Regions from separate parts of the Homo sapiens genome. Here all the other regions are linked to region 1. A link is a contact called in ENCODE Hi-C or POLR2A ChIA-PET data. All regions are on one chromosome and are shown on one strand. Each heading gives the region's core, a stretch centred on a gene start or an enhancer-like site at or near the end of the contact. The rest is flanking DNA. Distances are from core to core; before and after follow the strand shown.

Region 1 (3,688 bases), core at 496-2,995:
TTGTTCAAAAATAGGTACATAATTGAGAGATTTTATTCAGAATAATGCCTGATTAATATAAATTTAGTCACTGTAATAATGTAGCTACATAATTTATATATATGTATATATATTCGCACATTTTTTGCTTTATCAGGAATTTTTGTATATTCTACTAATGACTTTTCTGTATGATAGCACAAATTGCAATTGTTGGCCACTGCCACAAAGTGGGGGAAAATGCACATTTTTAAGCATTTCTTTGCTTCATCTATGAAAATTTCATCTTTGTGGTATGAATTATGGAGCATTGTCCTGAGTTGCCCTTATAGGTGACCGCAGTTTGTGTGTTGTATGCTGGAGTCCCAATTGAGGACATTACTGCATATAAAATGATTATAAGTAAAAGGCAGAAAATGTTCTGAAGGGTCATAACTTCCAAGGGTTCTCTACCCTTTGACCTCTGGATTGGGGTTCCCAGTGACTGCCTTAATATCCTTCTCTACCTACTGCCTTAAGGCCAACTCAATGTATCCACGTAAAGAGTACCCTAAAGCCAGTAAAAGATTATCACGAACACCCAGAGATGTTTATGGCCATCATTCCAGATCCTCTTTGCTTTTTCTTGACTTACTCCTTTTTTGATAAAGTTATTCATATGGTTTCAAATCCAGAATTCAGCTATTCACTTCATGGCCCTAGTTTGGATTAAAACAATCAGCTTTCTTTTGCTCTGTAGATGGCCTTGGACAGTACATATTAACAGTCTATGGGGCCCCTTTTCCACTCATGACCACATCCTGCTTGCAGATCTGCTGCTGGGTTAACACCACATCATCTGCTAGTTGATGCCATTTATTTGACATCCTGGGGTTACAGCACGCTAAAGGGCACCCACTGTCCTTAACAGAGAAAAATACACTGCTGAGCAGAGGATTAAACAGACTCCTCACACTACCGGAAGTTCAGTGCATTTTCCAGGATTTTCAAGTCTTCGATGCTGTCATGTTGAGAGTCCACTATCCACGTTTGTTTATCCAGGAATAATGCAGAAAATCTGAGCATTCGTGAATCTAATCATTGAGGTAAAGTAACCTAGTCATGGTCAAGAGGACAGCTAGTGTTAAACTCCTTCATATAAATTTAAGGAAGGATTTACATATTCATAATGACTTTCTGATCTGGAAAGCCCAGGCTTGTCAGTTATTAATAATTGGATGAATACTTCAGGTAGTATTTAAACAAATAGCGATTTCATAGCAGACATTTCCCCAACCAGGAGATGCAGTAAAGTATTGGTAGCAATAGATGCTCCTACCAAGATCTCCTCCTGCCACTGCCACTCTGTGCACAGGAAAGGAGGGGAGAAGAAGCCATGTTGCTTCTCTTATATTTGAGCATCATTTAAGGGAATATAAGTCTCTAATGACTCACATGTAAGTCTGCTGGGTAAGAAAGTTCTAATGTTGGAACTCCTTTCAGCTATCGAATTTTGTAAGAAAAAAAACTTATTTGTGTTTATATACATTTATGAGATACAAGTGTAATTTCGTTACATGGATATATGCCATATTGGTGAAGTCAGAGATTTCAGTGTGCACATCACCCGAAAAATGTTAACTGTACCCATTAAAGTAATTTCTCATCCCCCATTTCCCCTCACCACATGCTCCAGCCCTTGCCAGGAAACTGTTCATTTTCTCTGACTAACAGAAACGAAAGCTAAAAACACTGGTGGGAGGAGTCTCCACATTGTTTCCTACTCCATTTTCTCTGGGGCAATAGCAGAATAGGAGCAAGCCAGCACTAGTCAGCTAACTAAGTGACTCAACCAAGGCCTTTTTTCCTTGTTATCTTTGCAGATACTTCATTTTCTTAGCGTTTCTGGAGATTACAACATCCTGCGGTTCCGTTTCTGGGAACTTTACTGATTTATCTCCCCCCTCACACAAATAAGCATTGATTCCTGCATTTCTGAAGATCTCAAGATCTGGACTACTGTTGAAAAAATTTCCAGTGAGGTGAGTACTGTTCCTGATTTTGTAAATATGATCTTGTTCCTTCCTTGAAGTCCCCAGAATCACAAGGGGACAATCAGTATTGGTTATTCAGGGTCATGGGATGATGGGAGTAGGGCTGAGTATTCAGAAAAGTGAAAACTGAGTTGCTTGATATGAATCCTTCATTTACTTAGGAAGATAACAGGCATCTTCTATTCCACCACAACTGAGGACTGAACAAGAGAAAATGCATTTTGACCGTTGCAGATTTTAAAATTAATTATCCGAGTGTATACTGGCATAAGTTGGTACTTAGAAGAGGGCTTCTGTTATTTTGGCTGGAAGAAGTGTTGGAAACTCGGTAGCTGTGGTGGGTTCTCAAGATAGTGACATGAAAAAAGTATCATGAAAGAATATTAAGTAAAAAACATATCTGAGCATAGAGATGTATTATATGACATCATCCCAATTTTACAAAACATAAGAACAAATGTACACAGAGTAGAAAATTTTTTTCAGTTTCACAAACACAGTTACTCAAGCACATGGTGTCTTAATATTTTCATAAGTATATTGATCCTTTACTTTAGCTCCATTCTGCACCGGGTGCTAGCGGCAGAATTTCAATCATTTTGGAATTACTCTCTGCCCTCCTGAAAGTTAATGATTTTTTTTTTCCTTGTGGCAAGGTATAGGGGAGTGGAGGGGAAGGCAGTTAGGAAAAGGTTACTATTGTTTACTTTTCAAATTTTTAAAAGATGTTTTCTATAGCCTGGTACAATATTTCATGTGTGCTTAAATGGAATGTGAGATTCTTAAATGTTGTTTTCAGAATTTTATTAGATAAATGTTGTTAATTACGTTGTTCAAATTTATTATATCATTACAGATTTTTTCACCTTGTTCATTTAGTAATTGAAGCATAAACTGAAATCTCCTATTATAAAGTTTGCTTTTTTGGCCGGGCACAGAGGTTCATGCCTGTAATCCCAGTACTTTGGGGGAGACCAAGGCGAGCGGATCACTTGACGTCAGGAGTTCCAGACCAGCCTGGCCAGCATGGCGAAACCCTGTCTCTATTAAAAATACAATAATTAGCCGGGTATGGTCATGTGTGCCTGTAATCCCAGCTACTCAGGAGACTGAGGCAGGAGAATCGCTTGAACCAGGAGGCAGAGGTTGCAGTGAGCCGAGACTGTGCCACTACACTCCAGCCTGGGTGACAGAGCAAGGCTCTGTCTCAAAAAAAAAAAAAAATTTTTTTTCTTTGTAGTGCTCTCACAATCACATACATGTTATGTGTATATATAATATACATTCACACACAAATATATGTATATATAATCATGTATACAAACAGGTACACACATATATGTGTGTAGTGATGTCTGTACATGTGTGTATATGAAGAGAAATATATACTAATTATAGTACCATGAAGCACTATAAAATAATAAATAATATCATTAGATAAATTAGATAAATTCATAACTAAAACATAATTTTCTAGGAGTTGAAACTTTTATCATGTGGTATCTGAAGTTACTTTTGGGCTTAAGGTATATTTAAAATTACACAAACATAGATAAACTGGCTTTCTTTAGTTATTCCTTGCAAGATAATTTTTAACAATTTTTTTCACCTTTTGTTAACAATATATATGTAGATTTCTTAAATCAAATTTGATGAAAGTTGTCACTTAACAGGTC
Region 2 (3,688 bases), core at 931-3,430, 920 kb after region 1:
CAGCTGTGAGAACAACCCTCACCCTCACCCTGGAGTTACAATAGGCGGGAAACGGGGAGGGGCCACGCAAGGCACTCGGCCCCACCCAGACCCTGGGCTGGAAGCTTACCTCACCAAAGCCAAAGCCAAAGAAAAGGCGGACATGGGTGGGGGCAGGGAGGACTTCAGGGTTCTTGGCTAGGGTGTTTAATTGGGAAGACAAAGGGACTCTCCATCCACCGTGCAGATGGAACACAGGAGAACTTCCCAACTCAGATTTGGGACAGGGAGTGTTCTCAAAGAGCAGCACAGTGAGGGCACCAGCCCACAGAGCGAGGTGCCACAGCCAGCAGCAAGGATGGGGGGCGGCCCACAATTAAGGGAACCACCGTAGGGCAGCCCCTCACCACCGAGAGTCAGGAGCAGAAGAGAAAGCTGAGGCTACACAAACAGGAAGCTCCAAAGCTTGCGTGGGAGGAGGGGATGAGGTGGGGGCCGTTGCCATGGCTTCTGTGTACCAAACAGTGTTGGAGGCTGGGTGGGGGCTCCGGGCAGAAACACCCTGTCAACACAGACGTTGTGGTGAGCAGGCTGTGAGCACGGGAGCAGAAGTGGGATCGTCTCAGCAGTGCTCGGGTGTAGCCAGGTGCAAGAGATTATTCCAGGAGACAGCTATAGTGGGGATGGACAGCGTGTGGGGGAAGATAGGAAATGACCCGTGTTGGGGTGAAGAAGAGGACTCAGGAAGTAGTTGTTCAGGAGAAGAAATCCCCTGGGAAGGGAAAGTGTTCTGAGCTAGAGAACCCACAGCTGAAAATTCTGGAGGGAGAAGGGATGGAATGAAGAAAGGATTAGGGGCCAATCCCGGGGTGGGGGACAGGGGCAGAGGCCTTGGGGTGAGGGAGGGAGTTGCGGTTGGACAAAACCTATTTGTTGGTTCTGGAATGGTAGGGCCCTACTGGGCCCGCCCTGCCTTGGCCTCCTCTGCAGTTGTAGGTCTGCCCCTTGTAGTGGGGAGGAGAAACTGGGAGGGGGCTAGAGATAGAGAGCCATTGCTGTCTGGTGCTTTGAAGTCAATGAGAACACTGGGGGAGCCCCGTCCCAGCCGCAGGTCTTCTACATCGAATCCCACACTCCATCCCCACTCTCACCCCGTTTCTCTCTGCCCCACAGATACCAACTGCTCACAGATCTCCCAGGACACCGGCTTCAGGTAGCCCCAGGAGGCACAGGGCGCGGGGGGAGGCGGCAGTCCACCTCCGGTCCTGCAGGTCCGGCCTCCCAGCCGCCGCCCCCCACCCCCACGACCACACCCTGGGCCGTTACAACAGATGAGTCACCCACCGCCCTCCCGCCGCTGGGGTGACGCAGTGGTCTGGGCAGCCCGCCCGTCCGCCCGCGGCCACCACCGGCTTTCCCAGCAGCAGGGGGCACCCGGTGGGGGCAGCGGCGCTCGGGCAGGGTAAAAGCAGCCACCACCACCCCCACAACCTCACACAGGGCACCCCGGGGCGCAGTCAGGGCTGCAGCACCCAGACCCCCGAGGTCAGGGGACCGTCATAGAGATGACTGGAGCTTCACAGAAGGTCACCGTGCGACCCATGCAGAGCCCCCTAGCCCCAGCCCGTGACCTCAAGTCCCCAGAATAGCAAGCTAGCAGGAACAGGAATGAAAAGGGCGGCCTCGGGGACTCAGAGGGCACGCAGTGCTCACACGTGCTCCTGGAACCAGGAAGTGAAGGGTCGCGCGGGAAAGCCCAGGAGCACGAGCTGGCCCAGGGCCGGCGCCACGACCCGGGGTCACTCGGGGCCAGCCAGCTAAAGTCCGACGCCCTTTTTTCCCCTCGCCCCAGTGAGGACTCAGCGATGGAGCCCGCGGGTGGGGCTCAGTCCCTGAGTCCCTGCTCCAGACGGACGCCCTGTCTATGCATGGGCTAACCTCGCCTGACCTCATCGTCCAACAATGTCGGGTCAGGGCTTGGGGACAGGACCTGACAGCACGGGGCGGGGTAAAGTAGTCACCGGACCCTTGCCTGGTACCAGCCCTTGATCCCCGAGCTCGCTGGAGCAAGTTCAAAGCGCTGGCTTCTTGCTTTCTACACAGCACGCACATGTCCCCGACCCCCGTACCCCCGACCTGCTCACCGTTCAAGCGGGCTGGAGAGCGGCGCACTGACTCAAGGCAAGGGCTGCAGCTGCAAGTGGTGCGCCCTGCCCAGCCGGGGATTTTCAGGAGGGTCCCGCCTCAGACGGGGCGGACCCGGGGCGGGGCAAGGGCCAAGAAGGTTTAAAGGCGCCGCAGCGCAGAAGGAGGGAGGACTGCTTGAGACAGAGGGACAGTAGACCAGAGCAAGGGTTAAAGGTTCGGGGAGTCTGAATCTACAAAGGCGGCTGCAGTGGTCTCCACCCGTGAGTACCTCAGCCTCCACCGAGAGCCCGTAGACTTGTGCCCCAGTAGGAAACTTTCTGCCTAGAAAGTTAGCTAAACACTGTGGGCGTGTTTATGTAGGAAGAAGCCTCCTAGTTTAGAGGCTGGCAAGGTAAAAGGAGGCACAGGAAGGCCTTCCCCCGACCCCAACTGACTAGTGTGTGACAGGACTGGGACTTGCAGGCCGGGACAGCACCCCCACGTGATCTTGCTCACCTCTTACTTCAAGCCTGGGCAGGGACTAACAGTGAGGTCACTCTGCCCAGGGCCCTAGGGGTGTTTTCGGTGTTGGGACCCAGGGCTCAGACCTGTCTTCTCCCTGCCTTTCATCTCCTTTTCTATGACCTGGTATCTCTTCCTAAATCCTGGAGGGATCAGAGGGGGAGACCTCAGCGCGAGGAGGCTGGCTGGGGTTCTTTTGTCTCTGAGGGTGGAGGACAGCACAGTTCAGGGGTGGAGAAAGAGCCCCCCATCCTTTCAGGCTTCAGTTGAATAGAGTCCCCCGGGGTGGAGTTCTGCACACATGATAGAGTCCTCCCTTGAACCTGAGATTCCAGGATGTCAATATCCAGTCCTGTCCAACCTTTCTATTATTCTCTGTTCCCTCCCCGAGTCCTACACAGCCCTATATTCCAGTCCCACTGATTGTCAAGCATTCTCACTCTTCTGTGCCTTTACAAAGGCTATTCCTCTGCCTAGGACAGTTTCCCTTCCTTGACTGGCTCCCCACCTGCTCTACCCTTTACCTGCTGTGTGACTGTTGTGCATTCTATGCTTGAGTTCCCTGGTCTATAGAACAGAGCTAATAGTACTACCTAATTCATAGAATTGTAGAGAACTAAACAGTCCACCTATAGGGCTTAGAGCAGTGCCTGGCACATAGTGAATACTATTATTACCACCATCTATCTGTGAGGGTCCTGAGGACTCCCCCCCAATATGTGGCATTTGTCCCAGCACACGATATTAGCGTTCACTAAAGGTGGCCTTGAATGCAACATCTTCCTTTGTGCTACAATAACCAACACATAGCTTTATCACGGAACTTATCATACGGTAACTATTTCTTTGTCCGCCTCACTGACTAGAAAGAACTCCTCAAGGGCAAAGGCGTGCTTCCAGAGCTTTGTATTTTCTCAGTATCTACTTCAGTGGCTGGCCTTTAGTAGCTGGCCTCCGTAAGCACTCAATAAATGTTCTTGAATGAATGCTGAATGCACCTCCATTTATTCAAGAAGATTCTCCTCTTCTTTAAGGGTCCAGGGATTTTCCTGGCACTCTC
Region 3 (3,688 bases), core at 1,189-3,688, 850 kb after region 1:
AACACCATCCAAGTTGTAGCATGGAAATGATAGAACCCACACTACTTTTCCTGATACTTGTCTCCTAGCAGACATGAAACTGCTGATTTCAGGAACTTACCCTTTCAAATATATTTTTGCTACCAAAGCACAAATAATCTAACATAAAATGAACTCTTTAAATACAAATAAATTACATATAAAATAAGAAACAGCCCAGACAATTCAGATGTACAAGCACCTACCCTCTGCATCACTATACTGTCCTCATCAGCTCATCAAATACAAAATCATTCACATTCATCAAATACCCAGTTGAACTATGAGGTTCCTTCTTAAATCTTGGGCATTTAGGATGGACCTAACTGTTTTTTTTTAAGTTTAATCTTTCTCAGCACAGGAAATTAATCCAGCCAAGCTTCTCCTATTAATCATTTCTATTCCATATTAGAAATTCTTAAATTATAGGCAAGTGGGCATTGCATTAGCAAAGTAGATTCCAATGCCCAACAGAGATGATGTTGAACAAAGAAGGATTAGTAGAGCTTGTCTACTTGTCTGCATCCCCCTCCTTGCTGTGTGACCACCTGGTCCCTTTATCAACAAAGGAACATCTATAACACTGCCCACTTTACTTACTGTTTGCTTAGCAAATATATCCTTGGAACTTTATCTCAAACATTACTCTTCAATTAAGCACTCCCCATCTCACTAAACAAGAGAGGACGTCTTGCGCCTATTAACAAAAACAGTGCTTATTGATTTCCACTTTTGAACCAAAAATGACTAAAACATCCCCCAAAATACATTGTAAATATCATGACAAGGTGTTTAACAAAACAAGTGCTGGTAAATACTAAATAGCTCAATTAATCCCTATCTAGGAGTGGCTGACTACTTCAGGGTGTAAGAACGTGGAGCTGGATCTCAGAAAGGCCTAGATTCTCACCACAGAATATTCCATCATAAGGCAGTAACTGTAAAATATCTAAAAACTTTTTTTTTCTAGCATAAAGTAATGCTGCCACACTCATTCACTTGGTATTTCTCAAACATCTCCTGCAGAATGGGCTCTGCACAAGTTGACCAACTGCAGACAAATGAAAAAAAAAAAAGAACCACAAAAATAATTGTTCTAAAACACCAGCAGCATCTAGGTGAAGGGATTTACCATACTCTCCGAGTTCCATAATATATGCTATATAAATATTATTCCCCCTCCTTCCTGCACTTCACCCAGCACCCTAGAACTGTGGCACTTAGTTTTTTAATATAAGAGGTTGTAGTCTTATTTTCACATGTCCTTGTTTCTGTCTCACCGGATGCCTGTGCCTTCTGTGCTCCAAGGACTGGTTTCCTTTTAGCTTTCAGCAACATACAAAGACTCCCTAGACCTTCAGAGCACATTATTCTCAATAGAAAATCTTGACATGTGAAAACTTTGAATATTTAGAAATGGCAAGTGTATTGCACTTTGTCGGTTCCTCAGTTTATTTTACGGTCGTAGATATTCTGAGCTAATTCTTTTTGTCTTTGTTTTCCTTTTATCTGCACTTTGTATGTTGTTCAGAGGAGTTGCCCTGGATGGCCCCTTCCAGCTCTGACTGCCAGGGATCTAAGCAGGAGGGAGGAGAGGGGGCGTGGTCGAGGCGAGCGACAGAAGCAACCCTCCCCGGCCCTGGGCAGGGTTCGCCACCCCGTGCCCAACCTCCGTGGAACGCGGACAGCCACTTCGGACTCACGTCTCAATGTTTCTTTATTGTGCTAACACTGCTGCCTCAGAGCTCAGACCTCACACACAGAACAATTCGTCCAGACAGACCCCCACCCACCCGGCCCCCGGGGCCCTCTGCTTAGGCTGGGGACACCAGGCCTCCGGCCTCAGCCGCTCTAGGACACTCAGCCTCCTCCTCCCTCCCTCTCCCCCAAGCCTTCGGTCCCGGGGGTGCGGAGAAGGCTCAGGATCGCCTTCCTCCGCCCTCGCCCGCCCCTTCCCACTTTTGGGGAGGAGGCTCTGCCTCCCTACGCATTTCCTTAGGGAAATGCCTTCACCCCCAGCCGCCTGGCAGCCTGGGGCGAGCGAGGTCGTCCCCAGCCCCGACGTGTCCCCAGCTGCAGACAGAGAGCCCCGCGCCCTCCTCCTGGCTGGGGCGCAGCCCGGCCCGGCGCGCGCGCTCACACCAAGAGGCCGTTCTTGCACTGCACCGGCCCCTCGGCGCAGTCAGCCGGCTCCGCGCTCTTGACCTTGACGTAGACCGGGGAGGGGCCCGCTTCGCAGGCGGCGGCGGCGGTGCAGGGCGCCAGGGCCACGTCCTCGGGGCCGCCGCAGGGGGGAGGCGCGTACTTGCGGCGCAGGGAGCGGCTGACGTTCTGCGTCGGGTACCCCAGGAGGTGGGTGACGCGGCTGCCGCGCCCGCTGGCCTTGCACCCGGGCGCCACGGCGTCCTCTCTGTGGAAAACAACAGGCGGGCGGGTGAGCGGGCTGCTCCGCAGCGGGGCGTGGGCACGGCCTGGGCAGAGCCGGGGGCTCTTGGCAACCTCTTGTCTCCCGCGCCTCCCTCCACCTGCCCTCGTCTCTCTCCCTCGGCCTCGACCTACTGTCCTTTGTGACCCTTCCTGGGTCGGCGACCCTGCAGCGGTCCCGGAGCCAGCATCCCCATCCTCCAGACAGGGCTTGTCCACGCGTATCTGGAGAGCCCTGCAGGCAGCCCCCTCCAGGCCCCTGCAATCCCTTTCTGATGTTTCGCAGGCCCAGAAGAAGGTGCTTTTCCTCTTCTTCTTTCCTTAGCTAATCCTGACCTTGCTCGAGCAATCTCTCTCTTTCTCACCTCCTGCCCCTCAGTCTTCTCCATCTTTCCCTCCATCCCCGAGGCATTGCAATCATTAGCACTACTAGACTTGTTCTATTTTTATTTCTAGTTTGCTTCTAATATAAGTTATTAGCACTATTCTTATTATTAGCTCTTCTTAAATAATAATGTCAGAGTTCTTACCGGCGCAGTACAGGGGAAACGTGAAAAAACATAGGCCCTGCCCTCCAGGAGCTTACAGTCTAGACAAGACAGACAGGTGCGTAGGCAGGAGGGAAATGGAAGGCAGGGAGCAGAGGTGAAGACTGGGGTGGCAGGGGGAGGGGAAAGCCATGAGTTGGGTGGCAGGTCGACATGCCGCAGTCCCAGCACTCCGTGGCGATGGCGGGCAGGGTTGGGGTGGGGGGCCCAGCCGGCCGGTGGCAGGCAGGAGTGAGGTGGGCAGGGCGCCGGTTCCCTGCCGCACAGCAGCATGCAGCATGCATCAGGTTTTACCTGATCTCACTAGCCAAGTCGCCGCAGGCCCCTCCGCCGACCCCGCCGCCGTTGCCGTAGCCGAAGGCACCGCGGGCGCCGCCAGCCCCGGAGCCCCCGCAGCAGCAGCAGACGAGCCCCCAGATGCCTACGGCCAGGCAGCCCAGCGCGAGCAGAGAGCCCAGGACGATGCCGATGATCACGCCTATACGCCGGGAGTCTGTGGAGAGAAGTGGAGGCAGGTCAGGCTTTCTCACAGCCTGGCAGGTGCCTGAGGGAACAGCACCAGGAGGTGCCAGGTCAGGGGTTAATGGGAAAGAGGGAGAGGGACCCAGGGGGTCTCTTAGCCCTGGAACACCCAGTGGGGAAGATATGGGGAGATGCAAGTTAACCCCTCGTGTCAGCATGCTTCTCCCAGGGCTTCC
Region 4 (3,688 bases), core at 817-3,316, 590 kb after region 1:
GTTGTCATCCTCCTTGACTTCTCCAAGTTATTTATGAGTTATAATTTTATGCTTAAAATATTTTAAAATGAGCCATTATCATCACTGTGAAAATGATAAAAGTTAAAGTTCCCTATAGCACCCCCAGCACAATATAACTGTTAATTCATGATAATATCAAGTTCATATTCTTTCAGACTTTTTTCCCCCACATATGCAAATATTTATGAACATCCACAAACACACACACACACACACACACACACACACACACACATGCAAATATTCCTAACCATATGGCAGCATATCATAGTATTGTTCTCTAAATAGCTCGTTTTGTGGTTGTTATTTAATGTATTCCACACATCTGTTCATGGTAGGACACCATAACAGCACAGTCCAGCATAACTTTTACCAACAAAAGAAAATGTTTGATAGCTGAGCTATCCAATATGGTGGCCACTAGTCACATGTAGCTTTTTATCACTTGAAATGTGGCTAGTATGACCGACTAAGTGAATTTTTAATTCTCTTTTATTTTAGTTAATTTAAATTTACACAGCCATAGCTCCATCCTATCCTTTCTAAAAAGCTGCTTGGAGTTCCACTGTCACTCTCTTTAATCTTTGCCTATCCAACTGGTATCTCAGTGGTCTCTTAAGGCAAATTCCTTTAATTTTAGTGACACACTCATTTCTACTCGAAACATTTGCCTCATTTTCCATGATGGACTATTTTCTAAAACACCCACAATATTTCCTAGATTCCTAGTGGCAGTTCCCTAAGTGTGCCAAAATCCCCCAGCCTGTTAGTGTTACTTGTTATTTAAGCAAAATGATTCAAATCATCATTTGATACATGATGGAAATCCCAGGCTCACTCACCAAATTTCTAGCAAATATTGTGTGTGCTTGTAAGGGGGATGGGAGGGCAGGAGAAGGCCTTGTATTTCTTCTAGTCATTACAAGCTAGTGGTTTTTCTTCCTCAGTCTGGAACTTACTCCTTGCACATACCTTTTTCTGCACTGTGCCATCATCCACTTCTCTTTACTTCCTAACTACCACCAACTGAAAATTATACATATAAAAGCTTTAAACAAAGTCTCTTGAGGCTCTCAAGGGAGTTTACATTACAGTATAGTTCAGCAAACAATTTTAAATCAAATAGTACACCTCTTTATTCTTAGAATTCCCTCTGCCAAAAAAGAAATCAGCTACTTTTTTTTAAATTCAAGGTCCAACTTTCTGTTGTGTTGCTGATTCTCTTCTCTCTTTTTCCAACGACTTCCACTTCTCTCTCTAGTTTACATGTCTCCAAACCTTAAGCCTCTGTTAATACTTTCACAATAAGTCAATTTTGCCAACGGTTTGCCTCCCCTAGACCATCTAGGCTGGGCCCAGAACACCTCATCTTCACTCCCACTGAAGTGTTCCTGAAGGTCAGCTCTCACTGACCTTGATTCTGCTCCCCTACACTGTCACCAGAAGCTATCCACCTATGGTTCTAATTCAGTAAGTCCAACTCTCTCACCCCCTTTTTTTGTCTCAGCTGTGTGGGCTTTCCCAGGATGGCATGCAATGGGACCCCTGTGCCATGCATATTGTAAAGGAAAATGCCTCCCTCCATGCGCTACAAAACAGCACATTTATGATGGCACTTTGAAAAGATATGGGTTGTGGTGTCACATATTGACAATTCCTTGGCCAGAGGCTTAACAGTGCCAGCAGTGCCAGAAGATTAAGAAGACAGCAAAAACAGAAAAGGGAGAAGATGGTGAAGTAGTTATATAACATGAGCGAGAATGCTCCTGATTACAAAGCAGAGAAATTGACTTTTTTTCTTAGTGTTTTCTATAGTCATTGCTCTATCCCTGTTCTAGAATTCAAGTCATGATAAGAATTTCTTCACGTTGACTTCCTGCATTGCTTTCAGACATTGCAATTAAAGAATGCGAAGAAAGAACCTCACAGAGGTAACAGAGTTTGTTTTCCTGGGATTCTCCAGATTCCACAAACATCACATCACTCTCTTTGTGGTTTTTCTCATCCTGTACACATTAACTGTGGCTGGCAATGCCATCATCATGACCATCATCTGCATTGACCGTCACCTCCACACTCCCATGTACTTCTTCCTGAGCATGCTGGCTAGCTCAAAGACAGTGTACACACTGTTCATCATTCCACAGATGCTCTCCAGCTTCGTAACCCAGACCCAGCCAATCTCCCTAGCAGGTTGTACCACCCAAACGTTCTTCTTTGTTACCTTGGCCATCAACAATTGCTTCTTGCTCACAGTGATGGGCTATGACCACTATATGGCCATCTGCAATCCCTTGAGATACAGGGTCATTACGAGCAAGAAGGTGTGTGTCCAGCTGGTGTGTGGAGCCTTTAGCATTGGCCTGGCCATGGCAGCTGTCCAGGTAACATCCATATTTACCTTACCTTTTTGTCACACGGTGGTTGGTCATTTCTTCTGTGACATCCTCCCTGTCATGAAACTCTCCTGTATTAATACCACTATCAATGAGATAATCAATTTTGTTGTCAGGTTATTTGTCATCCTGGTCCCCATGGGTCTGGTCTTCATCTCCTATGTCCTCATCATCTCCACTGTCCTCAAGATTGCCTCAGCTGAGGGTTGGAAGAAGACCTTTGCCACCTGTGCCTTCCACCTCACTGTGGTCATTGTCCATTATGGCTGTGCTTCCATTGCCTACCTCATGCCCAAGTCAGAAAACTCTATAGAACAAGACCTCCTTCTCTCAGTGACCTAAACCATCATCACTCCCCTGCTGAACCCTGTTGTTTACAGCCTAAAGAACAAGGAGGTCAAGGATGCCCTATGCAGGGCCATGGGCAGAAACATTTCTTAATGCATTATTCCTCTATATAAATATACATTTAGTCATAGAAATGTGTGTCCTTACTTACATTAAACAACCTTACGACTCTGTCCCATGCAGTCTATGCTGCAATGGGATGTGCATGTCTTGCTTTGGTATATTTACTACAAAATCTTAGTCTCTGTTTCCATATATTTCAAAGTTTTGTCCAGGCATTTTCAACTAGGGATGTGAGAGGTCAAGGAGAATGGGCATGATTTTTAGGAAAGAGCATCCAAATTTCTAGGATGAAGAAAGGGACTTTTAAAAGTATATTAAATATGATTATATTGTGTTTAAAAAATAAAAAGCAATGTGTCTCATTTTTGTAATGCAATCTACAGAAAATAAAACTACAAAATCATCGCAGCAAGGTAAGGATAGTCAATAATGATGGATTCCCTTGAAAGAAAATAGTATCAGAATTGTCAGGGAAAAGTGAGATGAGCGTATTAAATTTAAAAAAAAATAGGAAAGTTGGAAAACACTGGCTTAGTCCTTGAAAATTTAGTCTTTATTATTCAATTTATGCTAAAGCCTTTGCTTTTATCCAGTGTAGTCGTCAGATGCTGGCCATGGCCACAGATCATACTTAACTCTCACCTTTCTAATCTAAATTCCCTAATTGAATTCTTTCTGGCTGCTGGTTCTCTCCATGGGATCAACTTCTCTCTAATCATTATGAAGAAAAATTGAGTTGGTCAAGAAGATCTGTGCCCTGTTAGAATAAGAACCATAAAAGCTTTCCTCATTTGCACATACCATGGCACCTCCTGGTAGCATAAAGAAACAAAAGTAGAACAAAACAAACAGTCCCAGCA

What was found. Hi-C counts contacts between places; a loop is a spot of excess contacts on that map. ChIA-PET counts read pairs that join two places held with the same protein, here RNA polymerase II (POLR2A). Pooled maps may share reads with other maps.
Region 2: a map of endothelial cell of umbilical vein shows a loop between it and region 1 (6-fold over the local background). The contact joins the promoter of TAGLN2 here to the promoter of IFI16 in region 1. A Hi-C loop is called at or near these places in 5 of 168 maps with a recorded cell type or tissue (cardiac septum, endothelial cell of umbilical vein, heart left ventricle and 1 more), 19 of 37 single-sample maps with no recorded cell type and 25 of 50 pooled maps. POLR2A ChIA-PET finds 5 or more read pairs at or near these places in 7 of 52 experiments (MCF 10A, activated CD4-positive, alpha-beta memory T cell, activated CD8-positive, alpha-beta T cell and 2 more).
Region 3: a loop to region 1 is called in a pooled map, with 3 times the contacts of the local background. The contact joins the promoter of SNHG28 here to the promoter of IFI16 in region 1. A Hi-C loop is called at or near these places in 1 of 50 pooled maps. POLR2A ChIA-PET finds 5 or more read pairs at or near these places in 4 of 52 experiments (AG04450, MCF 10A, OCI-LY7 and 1 more).
Region 4: a map of endothelial cell of umbilical vein shows a loop between it and region 1 (4-fold over the local background). The contact joins the enhancer-like site here to the promoter of IFI16 in region 1. A Hi-C loop is called at or near these places in 1 of 168 maps with a recorded cell type or tissue (endothelial cell of umbilical vein).

What each region holds. Positions count from the first base shown.
Region 1 is chr1:159,008,162-159,011,849 of GRCh38, forward strand. IFI16 (interferon gamma inducible protein 16) reads left to right here and starts at 1,746. Exons shown (of 12, transcript NM_001376587.1): 1 at 1,746-2,000. RefSeq lists an enhancer at 1,603-1,682.
Region 2 is chr1:159,923,327-159,927,014 of GRCh38, forward strand. TAGLN2 (transgelin 2) reads right to left here and starts at 2,181. Exons shown (of 5, transcript NM_003564.3): 1 at 2,124-2,181. It overlaps LOC124904437 (a long non-coding RNA gene), which reads left to right and starts at 552. Exons shown (of 2, transcript XR_007066683.1): 1 at 552-625; 2 at 1,153-3,614. RefSeq lists enhancers at 202-301, 312-471, 611-1,810, 1,283-1,859 and a silencer at 1,142-1,551.
Region 3 is chr1:159,852,599-159,856,286 of GRCh38, forward strand. SNHG28 (small nucleolar RNA host gene 28) reads right to left here and starts at 2,439. Exons shown (of 5, transcript NR_147125.1): 1 at 2,159-2,439. VSIG8 (V-set and immunoglobulin domain containing 8) reads right to left here. Exons shown (of 7, transcript NM_001013661.1): 6 at 3,285-3,483; 7 at 1,718-2,428. The coding sequence ends at 2,155. LOC107985216 (a long non-coding RNA gene) reads left to right here and starts at 2,249. Exons shown (of 2, transcript XR_001738263.2): 1 at 2,249-2,370. RefSeq lists a silencer at 2,052-2,461.
Region 4 is chr1:159,596,370-159,600,057 of GRCh38, forward strand. It overlaps the pseudogene OR10J6P. Among named protein-coding and RNA genes, the nearest start is that of APCS, 10 kb to the left of the region's middle. RefSeq lists an enhancer at 1,292-2,491. Within about 2 kb of position 2,067, at least 3 of the 41 ENCODE cell types and tissues checked have a DNase peak (open chromatin) inside an H3K27ac peak, as active enhancers do; they include endothelial cell of umbilical vein, where a contact is called at or near this core.